Linked DNA regions of Homo sapiens: region 2 is linked to region 1. A link is a loop called in an ENCODE intact Hi-C map of the cell type or tissue named here. Cell type or tissue: heart left ventricle. All regions are shown on one strand. Each heading gives the region's core, and the rest is flanking DNA. Links, peaks and the distances in the headings are about the cores only. Region 1 has its middle 9.4 kb from the start of PIAS1. Region 2 has its middle 81 kb from the start of PIAS1.

Region 1 (8,333 bases), core at 1-8,000:
GAACAACACGAGTTTGAACTGCGCAGATCCACTCGTAGGTGGCTTTTTTCCCTGCCTGTGACACCTCTGAAACAGCAAGACCAACCCCTGGTCTTTCTCCTCCATCTCAGCCTACTCAATGTGAAGACAAGGATGAAGATCTTTATAATGATCCACATCTGCTTAATGAACAATCTTCCGTATGACTTTTGTAATCACATTTTCTTTTCTCTAGCTTACTCTAAGAATGCAATACATAACACATATAATATACAATGTATGTACTAATTGTTTATGTTATTGGTAAGGCTTCTTGTCAACAGTAAGCTATTAATAATTAAGTTTTTGGGGAGTGAAAGTTATGCGTAAATTTTCTATTGTGTGAAGGGTCAGCTCCCCTAATCCCCTGGTTGTGCAAAGATCAACTGTATTTGGGCTTTGTCCCTCGTTCCTGAGACAGAGCTCCTAAAACACATGGAATTTTCTAACAGGAGTATCTTTTGTTTTTCATAACAAGCCTCTTTCAATCACACCTAATGAGGTGACATGGAGTGGGGCCCCTAGATGGCTTCAGGATGGGTGCTGATCCCCACAAAATTAGAAGGGGGCTGGGTATGGTGGCTCACACCTGTAATCCCAGTACTTTGGGAGGCCAAGGTGGGAGGATCGCTTGAGCACAGGAAGTCAGGGCTGCAGTAGGCTGTGTTCACACCATTGAACACCAGGCTGGGTAACAGAGAGAGACCTCCTCCTTCCACCCCCAAAATAATTGAAAAGTGGGAACTTTCAGCCTCACCCCATGCCCTACCTCCAGGGAGAAGAAGGGGCTGGTGATTGAGTTATAAATTCTTCAACAAGAGATAGAAGAGGTTCTGCACTGGCAAACACACGAGAGTACTGTGGGGAAGAGCAACAGGGCACGGAAGCTCTGCATAGTCCCCCTTTACATTGCCCTGTGCATCTCTTCCATTCAGTTATTTGAGTGGCATCCTTCATAATAAACTAGTAAATGTAAGAAACACATTTTCCTCAGTTCTGTGAGTCATTCTAGTGAATTATTCACCATGAGGAAGGAATTATAGGAAGCCTTGACTTCACAGCTGGTCAGTCGGAGTGCAGGTGGCCTAAGGAACTTGTGACTGGTGTCTGAAGGAGGGTATCCTTGTGGGACTGAGCCATTAATTTGTGGGATCTGAACTAACTCCTGGAGTTGACGTCAGAATTGAAATGACTTGTAGGCCACCCAGTTGCTGACAGAGAATTGAAGAATTGGTGTGGAAAGTCACCATGTATTTAGTGTCAGGAAGAACATCAGAGGTACATTCTTCTATTAAAAAATTTAATTATATTTGCTCTTTTTGTTTCTTTGTTTTTTGTTGAGACAGAGTCTCACTCTGTCGTCCAGGCTGGAGTGCAGTGGTGCCATCTCGGCTCACTGCAACTGCGTCCCCTGGGTTCAAGCAATTCTCCTACCTCAGCCTCCCTAGTAGCTGTGATTATAGGTGTGCACTACCACGCCTGGCTAATTTTTGTATTTTTAGTAGAGACAGGGTCTTGCCATCCCCGGCCCCACCTTCTAATTTTGTGGGGACCAGCACCCATCCTAAAGCCATTTAGGGGCCCCACTCCATGTCACCTCATTAGGTGTGATTGAAAGAGGCTTGTTATGAAAAGAGGCTTGTTATGTCTCAAACTCCTGACCTCAAGTGATCTGCCCGCCTCGGCCTCCCAAAGTGCTGGGATTACAGGCGTGAGCCACCACATCCTGCCAAAAAAAAAACTATATTTCTTTTTTTTCTTTTGAGACAGAGTTTCACTCTTGTTGCCCAAGCTGGAGTGCAATGGCACAATCTCGGCTCACTGCAACCTCTGCCTCCCAGGTTCAAATGATTCTCCTGCCTCAGCCTCCCAAGTAGCTGGGATTACAGGCACGCACCACCACACCCAGCTAATTTTTTGTATTTTTAGTAGAAACAGGGTTTCACCATGTTAGCCAGGCTGGTCTCGAACTCCTGACCTCAGGTGATCCGCCTGCCTCAGCTTCCCAAAGTGCTGAGATTACAGGCGTGAGCCACTGTGCTTGGCCTATATTTCACTTTTTTTTTAAAGAGAGGGTCTCCATATGTTGCCCAGGCTGGTCTAGACCTCCTGACCTCAAGTGATCCTCCCACCTCAGCTTCCCAATAGCTGGGATTATAGGCACAGGCCACCAAGCCCAAAAAATTATGTTTTAAAACTGTGTTGCTATAAATACAAATGTAATCCCAACTGATTATGTTAGTGGATCTTTGGGGTGTTGGTTTTTGGCTGGAAACCTCTGTGGCCAGTGGCACCTTTGTCCAAGTTTTGCTCAGGCCCGCTGGGCTCACTCTGCCCACTTGGCTTTGCAGGCTGCGCTCGGCTCACACTACCAACCAGGATCCCTCCCCTGCCGAGGGAGACTGCATGAAGTGGTGAGGGGTGAGGGGTGAGGGGTGTGTGAGTGAGCATGGAGTCCAACTGTGCAGTCAGACATGCCGGCTGCCTCAGCAGGGTGAGCAATTCTAGGTGCCAGCTTGCACGCTGGCTCTCTGCAAGGCTGCAGCTGGACCAGGCACATGCAAGCAGCTTCCATTCCTGGCACCAGGGAACATGGTGGTGCCTGGAAGCTTGGAGACACCAGGAACCGAAGGGCTCCAAGGAGGGAGTGACAGCCCTGGCTTGAAGAGCTCCCAGGTCTGAGCTCCCCGAAGGGCCACAGCTCTTCTTTCCTCCTCTTCGCCTGCAAGGTGGCGAGATGGGGATGGCTCCTCTCTGCTAGGCAAGTCATCCCAACAAGTGTTGAGTTCTAGAAGCAAAGAGGGTAGCTCCTTCTGCAGCTAGCCATCCTGACAAGTGTTCAGCTATCAGCAGAGAGGGTAGCTCCTCTCTGCAGCTGGACGTCTCATCATCTGCAGTGCTCTGGCTGAGCCCAGGGCTTTTATGGGCCTCAGATGGGAGGAAGTGCTGCCAATTGGTCTGTGGGCGGCCATGGGAGGGCCTGGAAAAGGCACCACAAGTTCCCACTCCAGTCAGCAGTACTAGCAGCCTGGCCTGAAGGTGGGGCTTCACCAGTAACCTGTCCTCTTCCACCCAGGAGCCGATCTGCCTCCTGCCACCATCCATGGTGCCCAGGCTGCTTGTGCAAAAGGGCACCTGTAGGCCAGTGCTGGGTTGCCCTCAGGCGCCCCTCGGCTTCCCCCCAGAGCTCCTTGGGGCCCAAATTCCGGAAAGGACCAAGACAGCAGGGGGCTGGTGTGTCAGCTCTGCTCCAAGTGTGCACACACCTGGCCAGACTGTAACAGTGCCTGGGCTCAGCCCCAACCCTGCTCTGAGATTGGAGCAGGCACCAGGGGCAGGGAGAGGCCAGGCAGCAGGAGCAGACACCCCCCAAGCCTGAGGGGGGAGGGGGACTTTCCCAGGACCCCAAGGGTGCAGACTGCAGAGATGCCCAGGTCCTGTGCCTGGGAGGGTAGGACTCCCGCCTGCCTACTCTGTGGAGCAGCATGCAGGCAGCCCTGGCCATGCCTCCTTGCAGCTCCAGGTCCTTACTGGGCCCCTCTCTGCCCACCCCTCTGTGCCCAACCATGCTGCTCCCTGCTGGCAGGTGGCTCAGCTCAGCCCCATTGCAGTGGCACCCAACGTGGCAGGCTTGGCGGGGGGGCTCTCGCTTACCCTGGCTCCTGCTGGCTCTGTGGAGCACAGCATTACTCCAGCCCAGCTCTGCCTCCTCCTGGCACCCTCCCCACAGCAGCTGACCTGATGACAGCGACCGCCGTGGACAGCCCGCTGCTGCCATCAATTGCACTTAATTTGTTCTTATTATTTGAAAAGATTTAAAGCATTTTCATGGGACCCTAAGATTATTGTGGCCTTCAGCCAATACAAAAAAAAAAATGAAAAAACTCAAAATGAATCATAGACCTGAATTTAAAAATTAAAATTAAAAAATTATTAGATGAAAATCCCTATGTTATTGAGTTAGACATAGTCTTCTTAGATATGGATCACACACTTAGATATGAATACCAACATGCATGTTGGTAGGAAAGGTACAGCCACTATGGAAAATAGTTTGGTACTTCCTTTGAAAACAAGATGTACTTATTGTACAACTCAGCATTTGCACCCTTAGACAGAGAAATGACATTTTCACACAGAAGTTTGTAGAAGAATGTTCATAGCAGCTGTATTTATGAGTCCAAAACTGGAAACTACCCAAATCTCCTTTGATGAATAAATGGCTAAAACTGCGATACATACATACCATGGACTACTAATCAGCAATGAAAAAACAATACAACACCTTGGATAAATCTCTAGGAAATTATGCTGGGTTAAAAAAAATAATTTCAAAAGAATACATAGTACATTATTGCCTTTATGTAACAATCATGTAATAACATAATTATAGACATAGGCTGGGCTTGGTGGCTTGCACCCATACTCCCTGCACTTTGGGAGGCTGAGTCAGGTGGATCGTTTGAGCCTAGGAGTTCAAGACCAACCTGGGCGACATAGCAAGACCCCTGTGTCTAAAAATAATAATAATAATAACATAATTATTGAGATAGAGAACAGGCTAGTCATTCTCTGGGGATTAGGGAAGGGTAGAAAGGATGGGTGATATTGATGCCAATTTTTTGGTTGTGATATTGTATTATAGTTGCATAGGATGTTAACATTGCAGGAGACTGAGAGAAGGGTACATGTGACTTCCCTGTACATTTCTCTTGCAGGTGACTCTACAATTATTTCAAAATAAAAAGTAGGTGTATATAGACTGTCCCCAGCTTACAATGGTTTGATCTACAATTTTAAAACTTTACCACCGTGCAAAAGCAATACACATTTGGCCAGGCGCAGTGGCTCATGCCTGTAATCCCAGCACTTTGGGAGGCCGAGGTGGGTGGATCATCTGAGATAAGGAATTCAAGACCAGCCTGGGCAACATGGTGAAACCCCGTCTCTACTTTTTAGTAGTATTTTTATACAAAATTCAGCTTGGCGCAGTGGCATGTGCCTGTAATCCCAGCTACTGGGGAGGCTGAGGCAGGAGAATTACTTGAACCCAGGAGGTGGAGGTTGCACTGAGCTGAAATCACACCACTGCACTCCAGCCCAGGCGACAGAGCAAGACTCCATCTCAAAAAAAAAAAAGCAATACACATTCAGTAGAAACCATACTTCAAGTACCTATACAACCATTCTGTTTTCACTTTCAAAAACTATCCAATAAATTAACACATAAGATATTAAACACTTTATGATAAAATAGGCTTGTGTTAGGCAACTTTGCCCAATTGTAAGCTAATATAAGTGTTCTGAGCACATTTAAGGTAGGCTAGGGTAGGCTATGATGTTTGGTAGATTAGGTGGATTAAATACATTTTCAATTTGAGATAGTTTCAGTTTATGATGGGTTTGTCTGAACGTAATCCCATCTTAAGCTGAGGAACATCTGTATGTGTACATATATGAAAAGTATACATATGTGTATGTGTTTATGTGTGTATACATATATGTGTGTATGTATATATGTACATACATATATTGCATATATTGAAACATTGACATCGATAACACCCATCCTCTCTACCCATCCGTAATTCCCAGAGAACTACTAGCCTGTTCTCCATCTCTATAATTACATTATTATTACTTTTTTAGGGGTGTGTGTGTGTGTGTGTGTGTGTGTGTGTGTGTGCATAATGAAGATGCAATATGTCCGAATTTGTGGAGAGAGGGACATCAGCAAAATGGAGAAATAGGCAGCTACAAACTTTCACACCGCCACAGAAATATTGAACAAATAACCAGAAATTGTCAGAGCAACTTTATCAGAACTTTGGGAAATAGTTAAAGATTTACAGCAACCAAGCAAATGCTCATTTTAAAAAATTATTTATTACCTTTTAAATTTTTTATGTTTTTAGAGACAAGGTTTCATCACATTGCCCAGGCTGGTCTTGAATTCCTGGGCTCAAGTAATCCTCCTGCCTTAGCCTCCCAAAGTGCTCTGATTATAGGGTAAGCCAACACGCCCAGCCAATTTTTTTTCTAAGGCAACTTGAAAATGGAAAGAAAACTTTATGAACCCTTCCCTGACTCAATAGCAGTCTTAGCGACAGCAGCCCACCTTCCCAGGGTGGGACTCCGGTCCTTGTTTATAGAGAGCAGAGCCAACTTTATACACAATTATTAGGTATGTCTATTCTAACCTGCCTGGGTGTTACCTGAAAAACTGAAACAAAGTGCTCATTTCTGTTTTCACACTGTAACCCACTGTAGAAAAGCAGCAGGCGTTGTTTAAACATTGTAAGGCAAACAAACAAACTGCAACTGCCTGGGGCCGAAGAGTACAGTTGGTACATAGAATAACTTTCCTAAAGCCTGGGAGTAAAAGCCAGGGAGAGAGAATTGTTGGGAAATTAGGGCATTCAAATTCAAAAGTGCTCTGTATATAGGGCAACTTAGAAAGCAACACACATGTCTGGGACAGGATGCATGTTCAGAGAACTGAGAACAGCCTAAGATTCCACCACTGGTTGATATATAGACTCAGTGCAACCAGGAAATGACTGCTGAGGAAGAATTTCAAATGGCCTTATTAAGTGTTAAAGGGGTGCTCCTGCAAAAACTCAGATGCAAAGATTGGAAAAAGTTTTTTGTTTGTTTTTTAAGTTCCCCATGTTCAGGGAAATTTCGGTAAAAACCCTGGCTGTACAAAAGTTAAGCCATCAACAATCAAGAACAGCAAACTCTAGGGAATGTAAATATTTGTTTTCCAGAGATAACACATTATAATAGTCAAATGTCCAGTTTTCAACAACAACAAAAACCCACAAAGCATACAAAGAAATAGGAAAGCAGTGGGAAAAATAAATTGACAGAAACCATCGCTGAGGCAGCACAGACGTTAGACTTACTAGACACAGACTTTAAGTAACTTTTTTTTTTTTTTTTGAGACAGAGGGCATTTTGTATGTCTTCTTTTGAGAAGTGGCTCTTCATGTCCTTTGCCCACTTCTTATTTTTTATTTTTTTGAGACATAGTCTTGCTCTGTCGCCCAGGCTGGAGTACAGTGGTGCAATCTCAGCTTATTGCAACCTCTGCCTCCTGGGTTCAAGTGATTCTTCTGCCTCAGCCTCCTGAGTAGCCATGACTACAGGTGCATGCCATCATGCCCAGCTAATTTTTTGTATTTTCAGTACAGATGGGGTTTCACTGTGTTAGCCAGGATGGTCTCAATCTCCTGGCCTTGTGATCCACCTGCCTCGGCCTCCCAAAGTGCTGGGATTACAGGTATGAGCCACCACACCCAGCCTTTGCCCACTTTTTAATGGGATTGATTGTTATTTGAGTTCCTTGTATATTCTGGATATTAGTCTCTAGAAAAATGAATAGTTTGCAAATATTTTTTCCCTTATAACAGGCTGTTTCTTCACTCTGTTGATAGTTTTCTTTGCTGTGTCAAAGTTTTTTAGTCTAATAAAGTCCCATTTGTCTATTTTTCTTTTTGTTGCCTGTGCTTTCAAGGTCTTAGCCATGAAATCTTTGCCTAGACCAGTGTCCTGAAGTGTTTTCTCTATATTTTTTCTAGTATTTTAATAGTTTCAGATCTTACCTTTAAGTCTTTAATCTATTTTAAGTTGATTTTTCTATATGGTGAGAGATAGGGGTCCAGTTTCATTCTTCTGCATATGAATTTCCAATTTTACTAGTACAATTTGTTGGAGAGACTGACCTTTCCCCAATGTATGACCTTGGTGCCTTTGTTGAAAATCAGTTGTCTGTAAACATGCAAATTTATTTCTGGATTCTCTATTCTGTTGCATTGGTCTATGTGTTTGTTTTTATACAAATACCATCCTGTTTTGTTTACTATATCTGCGTCTAGCTTTGTTCTTTTTGCTCATGATTGCTTTGGCTATTCAGGTGTTTTTTTTTTTTCCTGGTTCTACACAAATTTTAAAATTGCTTTGTCTAATTCTGTGAAAAAATGATGTTGATATTTTAATAGAGATTGCACTGCATTTGTAGATTGCTTTAAAGAGTATGGTCATTTTAATGATACTAATTCTTCCAGTCATGAGATGCGATGTCTTTCCATTTGGTTGTGTACTCTTCAATTTCTTTTATCAGTACTTTGTAGTTTTCCTTGCAGAGATCTTTCACCTCCTTGGTTAAATTACTCCTAGGTATATTTTTTTGTCACTATTGTAAATGGAATTACCTTTCTTATTTCTCTCTTGGCTAGTTTATTATTAATAACACTACTGATTTTTGTATGTTAATTTTGTATCCTGTAACTTTACTGAATTATTTTCTCAAC
Region 2 (8,317 bases), core at 318-8,317, 72 kb after region 1:
AAACTCAAGAGATCATAGTATTCAGACAATGAGATGACAGGCCCCTCATTCATCATGATTGTGTCCTTACCCCAAGTTCCTGTTTTCCCACTTGTGGTTACATTTCTTCCCTGTTATATAAACCCCTAATTTTAGTCAATCAGGGAGATGGATTTGAGACTGATCTCCTTTCTCCTCAGCTGAAGCTCTCAGTTAAATCCTTCTTTCTTGGCAACACTTTTTGCCTCAGTCATTGGCTTTCTGTGCTGTGAGCAGCAGGACCTAGACCAAGGACCTAGACCTGTTACCTTTTGGTAACAAGAGGAGAGAGATAACAGCCAATTCCCCAAATAGGCCAGTTACAATCAGCTGATAATGAAGTTCCCTCCACTTTAATCCCTACCAAAAAAGTAACCTGAAGTTAACCAATCAGTTACCTTTCCACTATTCTTTCTCTCTGTCCCTGCCTTACAAAAAAAGTAACTTTGTGAAATTACCAGTCCACTTTTCATTCTTTGTTTCTGGTTTCTTCAGCTCTTCTCTGCCTATAAAAACCAACCTCTTCTGCTCAGCTCATCAGAATACTTATTCTATTTTGTGGAATAAAGTGTTGCCTGATTCTAGAAATGCGAATAAAGCCAATTAAGATGTTTAAACTAAATTTGTTGTAATTTTGTCTTTTGACAGTGAAGACATAGATACCAATTAGTTCTTTAAAATATACTTGCATATGTGCATTAAAAATGAATGTTAATAAGCACATGAAAAGAATTCAACATTAGTCATTAGGGAAATGCAAATAAAAACCACAATGAGGCACCTCACTACACCCACCAGGCTTGCTATAATAAAAAAGATAGACAATAAAAAGTATTGGCAAGGATGTGGAAAAATTGGAACCCTCATACATTGCTGATGGAATTGTAAAATAGTACAGCCACTTTGGAAAACTATTTGGCGGTTCCTCAAAATGTTAAACATAGAGTTACTATATAATCCAGCAATTCTACTCCTGGTACATACCCAAGAAAAGTGAAAACATATGTTCACACAAAAATCTGTATACAAATGTTCATAGCAGCACTATTCATAATAGCTAAAAATTGGAAACAACTAAAATGTCCGTTGGCTGGTAGATGGATATACAAAATGTGGTATACTCATACAATGGAATATTATTCAACAATAAAAAGGAATGAGGTACTGATACATGCTATAACAAGTAAACCTTGGGAATATTATAAGCAAAACAAGTTAAACACAACAGGCCATATATTGTACGACCCTATTTATTTACTTATTTCAGAGACAGTGTCTCACCATGTTGCCAAGGCTGGAGTGCAGTGGCTGTTCACAGGCATGATCATCACGCTCTACAGCCTGGAAATTCTGGGGCTCCAAGAATCTGCCTGCCTCAGCTGGGACCACCAGTGCACACCACCATGCCCAGCTGTGTATGATTCCATTTACATGAAATGTCCAGAAGGGGAAAATCCACAGAGACAGAAAATACGTTAATGATTGCCAGGTCCTGGAGGGAGGGGAAAATGAGAAGTGACTGCTAATGGCTGCAGGGGTGATGAAAATGTCCTGAAATTAGATAGTGGTAATGGTTGGACAACTCTGTAAATGTATGAAAAAATGCCCAATATATACTTAATTTTTAAATTTTATTTATTTTTTTGAGACAGGGTTTCACTCTGTTATCCAGGTTGGAGTGCAGTGGCTCAATCAAGGCTCATTGCAACCTCTGCCTTATGGGTTCAAGCAATCCTCCCACCTCAGCCTCCCAAGTAGCTGGGATTACAGGTGCACACCACCACACCCAGCTAATTTTTTTGTATTTTTGGTAGAGACGGGGTTTCTCCATGTTGCTGGGTCTCAAACTCCTGGGCTCAAGTGATCTGCCCATCTCGGCCTCCTAAAGTGCTGGGATTACAGGTGTGAGCCATTGTGCCTGGCCATCATTAGATACTTTAAAAGGGTGAATTTTATGGTATGTGAATTGTATCTTAATAAACCTTTTTTTTGTTTGAGATGGAGTCTCGCTCGGTTGCCCAGGCTGGAGTGCAGTGGTGTGATCTCAACTCACTGCAACCTCCACCTCCCAGGGTCAAGTGATTCTCCTGCCTCAGCCTCCCGAGTAGCTGAGATTACAGGCACGCACCACCACGCCTGGCTAATTTTTGTATTTTTAGTAGAGACGGGGTTTCACCATGTTGGTCAGGCTGGTCTCAAACTCCTGACCTTGTGATCCCCCTGCCTCGGCCTCCCAAAGTGCTGGGATTACAGGTGTGAGCCACCGCGCCCAGCCCAACCTGTTGTTTTTTTAAAGAAAAGAATGTTACAATAGAATATTATTCAGCAAAAAAAATGAAGAACTGACACATGCTACAACATGAATGAACCTTGAAGACATTATGCGAAGTGAAATAAGCCAGGCACAAAGGCTAAATATTGTATGATTCCATCTATATGTGGTAGTGAAATTCATAGAGACAAAAAGTAAAATGGCAGTTGGGAGGGCAGGAGGGGGAAAATGGGGAATTAGCGTTCAATGGGTACAGAGTTTCAGTTGGGGAAGATGAAAACTTTCTGGAAATGGATGGTAGTAATGGCTGTGCAACAATGCATATGTATTTAATGCCACTGAACTTTACACTTCAAAATGGTTAAGATCATCAGTCATTGGCACCATCCTGCAATCTAAGGCTCAGGTTCAGTGCTCTTCAAGGACACTGGGCCCCACTGGGCAGGAATCCTGGCCTTGCAGGGCCCTAGACAGGCATAGAGGAGAGCCATGTCCAGACACCCCATGCTCCACATTCTGGGGACCCGGGTCCATGAAGTGCAGGCTGCAGCACTGGTGAGAGCTGGAACTTTCAACCGCCCAGAAAGGCGGTAGCCCAGGCTTATACTGCAGTGCCTGGCTCCTCTTAGCAACTAAGACAGTGCCTTGGCCTGGGGCAGGCAGCACTGGGGATTTGTGGCCAGGTGGGCAGTGCAGCTTCTCATTGCTGGGGCTTTACTGGGAGCTTGGGAGGGTGAGGCTACCCAGCAGCCATAATGGTGCACATGAATGTCCTGGTTGATGCTCTCAAGAGCATCAACAATGCTGAGAAGAGGAGTAAATGCCAGGTTCTTATTAGGCCGTTCTCCAAAGTCATCATCCAGTTTCTAACTGTGATAATGAAGCATGGCTACATTGGTGATTTGAAACCATTGATGATCACAGAGCTGAGAAAATAGTGAACCTCACAGGCAGGTTAAACAAGTGTGGAGTGATCAGCCCCAGATTTGATGTGTGTTGGTCCGTTTCATATTGCTATAAAGAAATACTTGAGGCTGGGTAATATATAAAGAAAAGAGATTTATTTTGGCTCACAGTTCTGCAAGCTGTACAAGAAGCATAGCACCGGCATCTGCTTCTGGTGAAGGCCTCAGGAAGCTTCCGCTCATGGCACAAGGTGAAGTGGGAGCAGGCACATCACATGGCAAGAATGGAAGCAAGGGATGGAGGGAGGGGGCCACACTCCTTTAAACAATCCCATCTCGATGAACTCTCAGAGCCAGAACTCACTCCTTATGGCAAGGAGGGCACCAAGCCATTCTTAAGTCATCTGCCCCCATGACTCAAACACCTCCCACTGGGCCCCACCTTCAACACTGCAGATCACATTTCAACATGAGATTTGGAGCGGGACACACATCCAAACCATATCAATGTCCAACTCAAAGATCTAGAAAAACGGCAGAATAACCTGCTTTCATCCCACCAGTTTCAATTCATTGTACTAACAACCTCAGCTGGCATCATGGACCATAAGAAAAAGCAAGACAATAACACATTTGAGGGAAAATCCTGGGATTCTTTTTCTAGGGGTGTAATACATACCTATAAATAAAATGTCTTAGTGGACCCTGGTGCTTCCAAAACATGAATAAATAAAATGGTTAAAACCTGGCAAATATCAGCAAAAATAATTTTCATGCTGATAAAAGGAATACTTTTCCAAAAAATTATAACACGAGTTTACATATCTAACAACATAGCTTTGAAATATACAGCAAGAGTTTATGAATTACTAAATAATTTATAATTTGTATACAATTGGAATCATATAGCTGTGTGTGTCTGTGTGTGTCTGTGTGTGTGTGTGTGTGTGTGTGTGTGTGTGTGTGTGTGTCTGTGTATTTTTTTTTTTTTTTGAGATGGAGTCTCACTCTGTCACCCAGGCTGGAGTAAAGTGGTGCAATCTCAGCTCACTGCAACCTCTGCCTCCCATGTTCAAGCGATTATCCTGCCTCAGCCTCCTGAGTAGCTGGGATTACAGGCACACACCACCATGCCCGAATAATTTTTGTATTTTTAGTAGAGATGGGGTTTCACCATGTTGGCCAGGCTGGTCTTGAACTCCTGACCTGAGGTGATCCACCCACCTCGGCCTCCCAAAGTGCTGGGATTACAGGTGTGAGCCACCGTGCCCGGTCTTTTTTTTTTTTTTTTTTTTTTTAGACAGATTCTTGCTCTGTCACCCAGGCTGGAGTACAGTGGCATGATCATACCTCACTATAACCTTGAACTCCTGGGCTCAAGGGGTCCTCCTGCCTTAGCCTCCCAAGTAGATGGGACTACAAGCACAGACTACTGCACCTGGCTAATTTTTTAGTTTTTGTAAAGATGGGGTCTCACTTTGTTACCCAGTCTGGTCTCAAACTCCTGGGTTCAAGTGATCCTCTCATCTCTGCCTCCCAAAATGCTGAGATTACAGGCATGAGCCACTGTGCCCAGCCTAGACCTATATTTATATTGAGAGACTCACACACATTCATCAGACACTGACAAATCAAGAAGACAAAAAAGTATAGAGTATCTAAAGAGCAAAACAGTATTAGTTTAAGTCACACTAGCAACTGTAGCAAATAAACTTTTAACTAAGAGTAGCTGAACACTTAGACAATCGAGGTTAATTTCTTTTTCACGTAAAGTTCAATGTTTGGTTGTGGGGCACGGAGGAAGGGTCTCTGCCAGGAATTCAAGCTGATAGAAACTCTGCCACCTTCAACATGTAGTTGCCAAGGTCACTCTGTGTGTTGAGATCTTGGCATTCATAGTGACAGACAGAAAGGAGAAACACACGTAAGCTGGGCCTGGAAGTGGCACACATAATTTCTGCTCATGCTCCATTGGCCAAAACTCAGTACAAGACCACATCTAATTGCAAAAAGTCCAGGAAATGTAGCCTAGTTGTGTGCCCAGGAGGAAGGGGAACAAGTTTGTTCATCAATTAGCTAGTCTTTAACACAGCAAAGAACAGACGACCTGTCAATGTAATGGATATATGTAGAACTTTGAATAGAAAATGTACATTCTTCACAAATACAAATGGAACATTTATAAAAATTGACTAAGTATTGACTAAGTATTTAACTGCACAGTAAGTTCCAAAAAAATTTTTTAAGTGATATAGCTGGGCACAGTCCCAGCTACTTAGGAGGAGGAGGTAGGATGATTGCTTGAGCCCAGGAGTTTGAGTCCAGCCTGAGCAACATAGCAAGACCCCATCTCAAAAAATAAGTAAGTAAGTAAAGTGAAATAATATAAAACATTTAATGATAAAATTTTATGTCAACAACAACAGGAAGATGGCTAGAAATTTGTATACACCGAGAAGTTTTAAAACACAGGTCTAAATAATTAATGAGTTGACAAAAAACTACAATAAAATTAGAATTAACTGAAGTACTACTTTAAGATGACGTTAAAGTAGTCTTCAGGGAAATATATAAACTTACTTGCACTTACTATAAAGCAAGAAAGACTAATGATGAATTAACTTAGCTTTTGCATTGGTTCCCTAGGGCTGCCATAACAAATTACCACACACTGTGTGGCTTAACACAATAGACATTTATTGTCTAATAGTTTTGGAGGCTAGAACTGAAATCAAAGTGTTGGTGACACCATGTTCTCACTGAAGGAGGTGGCTTCCTAGCCTCTTACTGTCTTCTGATGATTGCCAGCAATCCTTGGCTTATAGACACATCACTCCAATCTCTGCTTCAGTCATCACATGGCATTCTCCCTGTGTGTCTGTCTCAGGGTCCAAATTTCTCTTTTCTTATAAGAACACCAGTCATATTGGATTTAGGGCCCACCTTAATCCAGTATGTTGTGTTTGGCCATTGAGGTATTGGAGTTTTCTGTTACAGCACTGAGCCTACTAACAAGGTACATCATTAGATGTATTCTCATTAATGTCAAGAGCAAGATTAGAATACCCACTATTCCCCTTCTTCATCATACCCAACTTCATGCAATAAGATTACCTCCAAAATAGACATATAAATATTAGAAGAGAAGAAGACAAAGCAAAGCATTAATTATATACAGATGAGATTTGGTTGCCTTCTCTAGAAGACCTAAAAGAACCAATGAACAAACTGTCAGAATTAATAGTACCAATGTACCAAAATTAATTGCCTTTCTACTTACAAGTATAAGCTATGAGAAAATGTAATTGGAAAAAAACAATAGTAACAAAGACTATAAAGTCTTTAGGAAAAATTTTAGTAAAAGATCTTTATGAAGGTGATTTTAAACTTGACTAAAACACATTTTAAAAGACCCAATAAATCAACATGTCAGATTCTTGGATAGAAAGACGCTATATTCGAGATACATTTCTCAAAATCTAGGTATGAATTTGATGCAATAACAATCAAATTACTCAAAAGACTTTTCACAGACCTTCATAAATGAATTCGTATGGAAGAATACATGTACAGGAAGAACCAAGGCAATGAAACAGAAAAAGTGGGTAAATTGCCCATCAGCTGTTAAGATACATTATAAATCAATAGTCAAAACAGTGTAGTATTTGCATAAAAATAGAAAAGGAGATAAATGGATAAATGGAAAAGAGTAAAGGGTCAGGAAATAGATCTGCGTTTATATGGGGATTTGGTATATGATAGAGGTGGTATTCAAAATCAGTGGAAAAAAGACTATTCAATAATTGGTATTAAAGCAATTAACGACCCATATGCAAAGCAACAAAATTAGATTCCTATCACATACATACACCAAAATAAATCCAGATGGAGTCAATGTTTTAATGTTTAAAAAAAAGATAAGTAAATAGATACTTAAAATTATTAGTGAAAAACGTAGATCAAATCTTTTTGAACAAAAAACAAAAATCTATAAAGGAAAATACATAAATTTTGCCATATTAAGTATTTAAAATTCTGCATGTCAAAAGACATTGCAAACAAGATTAAAAAATAATCAGCAGACTGAGGAAAATGCTTGTGATAGATACAGAAAAAAAGATAGTGGCCTAAATATATAAAGCAACTCTATAAACTAATTTTTTAAATAGCCAGTAAACAATATGCTTAATCATACTAATAATCAGGAAAATCATACAAAAATAAATTATTTTCACTCAGTAGATTCTAAAAAATTTAAGTTTTTTTAAAAAAGTGAAGTCTTATAATCAAGCAAAGCAGTGTTATAAGCTAACAAGGATGCTCATTATACGCAGTAGCTTTAGAGGGCAATTTGGCAGTGTGGATTAAAAGTAAATAAATGCATATTCAGCAATTCTACTTCCGTGCATCTACCACCAGAGAAACACTAGCCCCTGTGCAGAAGAACATGCAAAGGTTATTCATTGTAGAATTTATCACAGTAGCAAAAAATTGGAACCAATGTATATGCTCATCAAGAACAAAATGGGTAGATACAAAGTGGCTTATACATAAGATCGAATAATATAGGTGTCAAATGAGCAAAAAAGAAAAAAGCAAATTGCAGAGAAAACATTATACCATTGTGTAAAACACATATACAATATAATATATATATATACATTTATTATTACACTGTACATTTCCTGTGGGTCTACATAAATGAAATAGGTATAAATAAATGAAAAATGAGTGTAAATAAGTGGGAAAAAAATTAAATGGTCTGCAAAATTAATACATCAAAGAACCCAGGGCTGTGGGTGGTGATCAGACAGATCTTTAGCTTTAATATTCTAAGTTTAATATTAATTATTAAACAATTAAATGAAATTATTAAAAATTACAACATAATTAAAAATACAATTTACGCTGCACAAGAAAAAAATTAGAGAAAAAAGACTGAAAGGAAATGTACAACAATGTATAACAATGGTTGCCTCTGGGTGATGTGTTTATGGGTGATTTTCCTTTCTGCTTTTTTTTCCTTTCATTTTCTGTACTTTACACATTTTCTGAAATGGCCATGTGTTACTTTATAATTAGCCATGAAAAATGAAAAAGAAAAATAAAGAGCGTTTAAAAA

What was found. Peaks named below come from ENCODE experiments on the same cell type or tissue, not always from the same donor. Only the 100,000 strongest peaks of a DNase experiment are listed, where the experiment ranks them.
Region 2: a loop joins it to region 1, with 2.8 times the contacts of the local background. A loop is called at or near these places in 6 of 110 quality-filtered maps.

What each region holds. Positions count from the first base shown.
Region 1 is chr15:68,040,773-68,049,105 of GRCh38, reverse strand. No RefSeq gene overlaps it. Among named protein-coding and RNA genes, the nearest start is that of PIAS1, 9.4 kb to the left of the region's middle. RefSeq lists enhancers at 3,094-3,613, 3,614-4,134. In heart left ventricle, for the core only: no CTCF peak of the experiment used is centred there; a DNase peak (open chromatin) is centred at 3,175.
Region 2 is chr15:67,969,356-67,977,672 of GRCh38, reverse strand. It overlaps the pseudogene LOC100286942. Among named protein-coding and RNA genes, the nearest start is that of PIAS1, 81 kb to the left of the region's middle. RefSeq lists an enhancer at 8,264-8,317. In heart left ventricle, for the core only: no CTCF peak of the experiment used is centred there; no DNase peak of the experiment used is centred there; H3K27ac peaks cover 452 bases.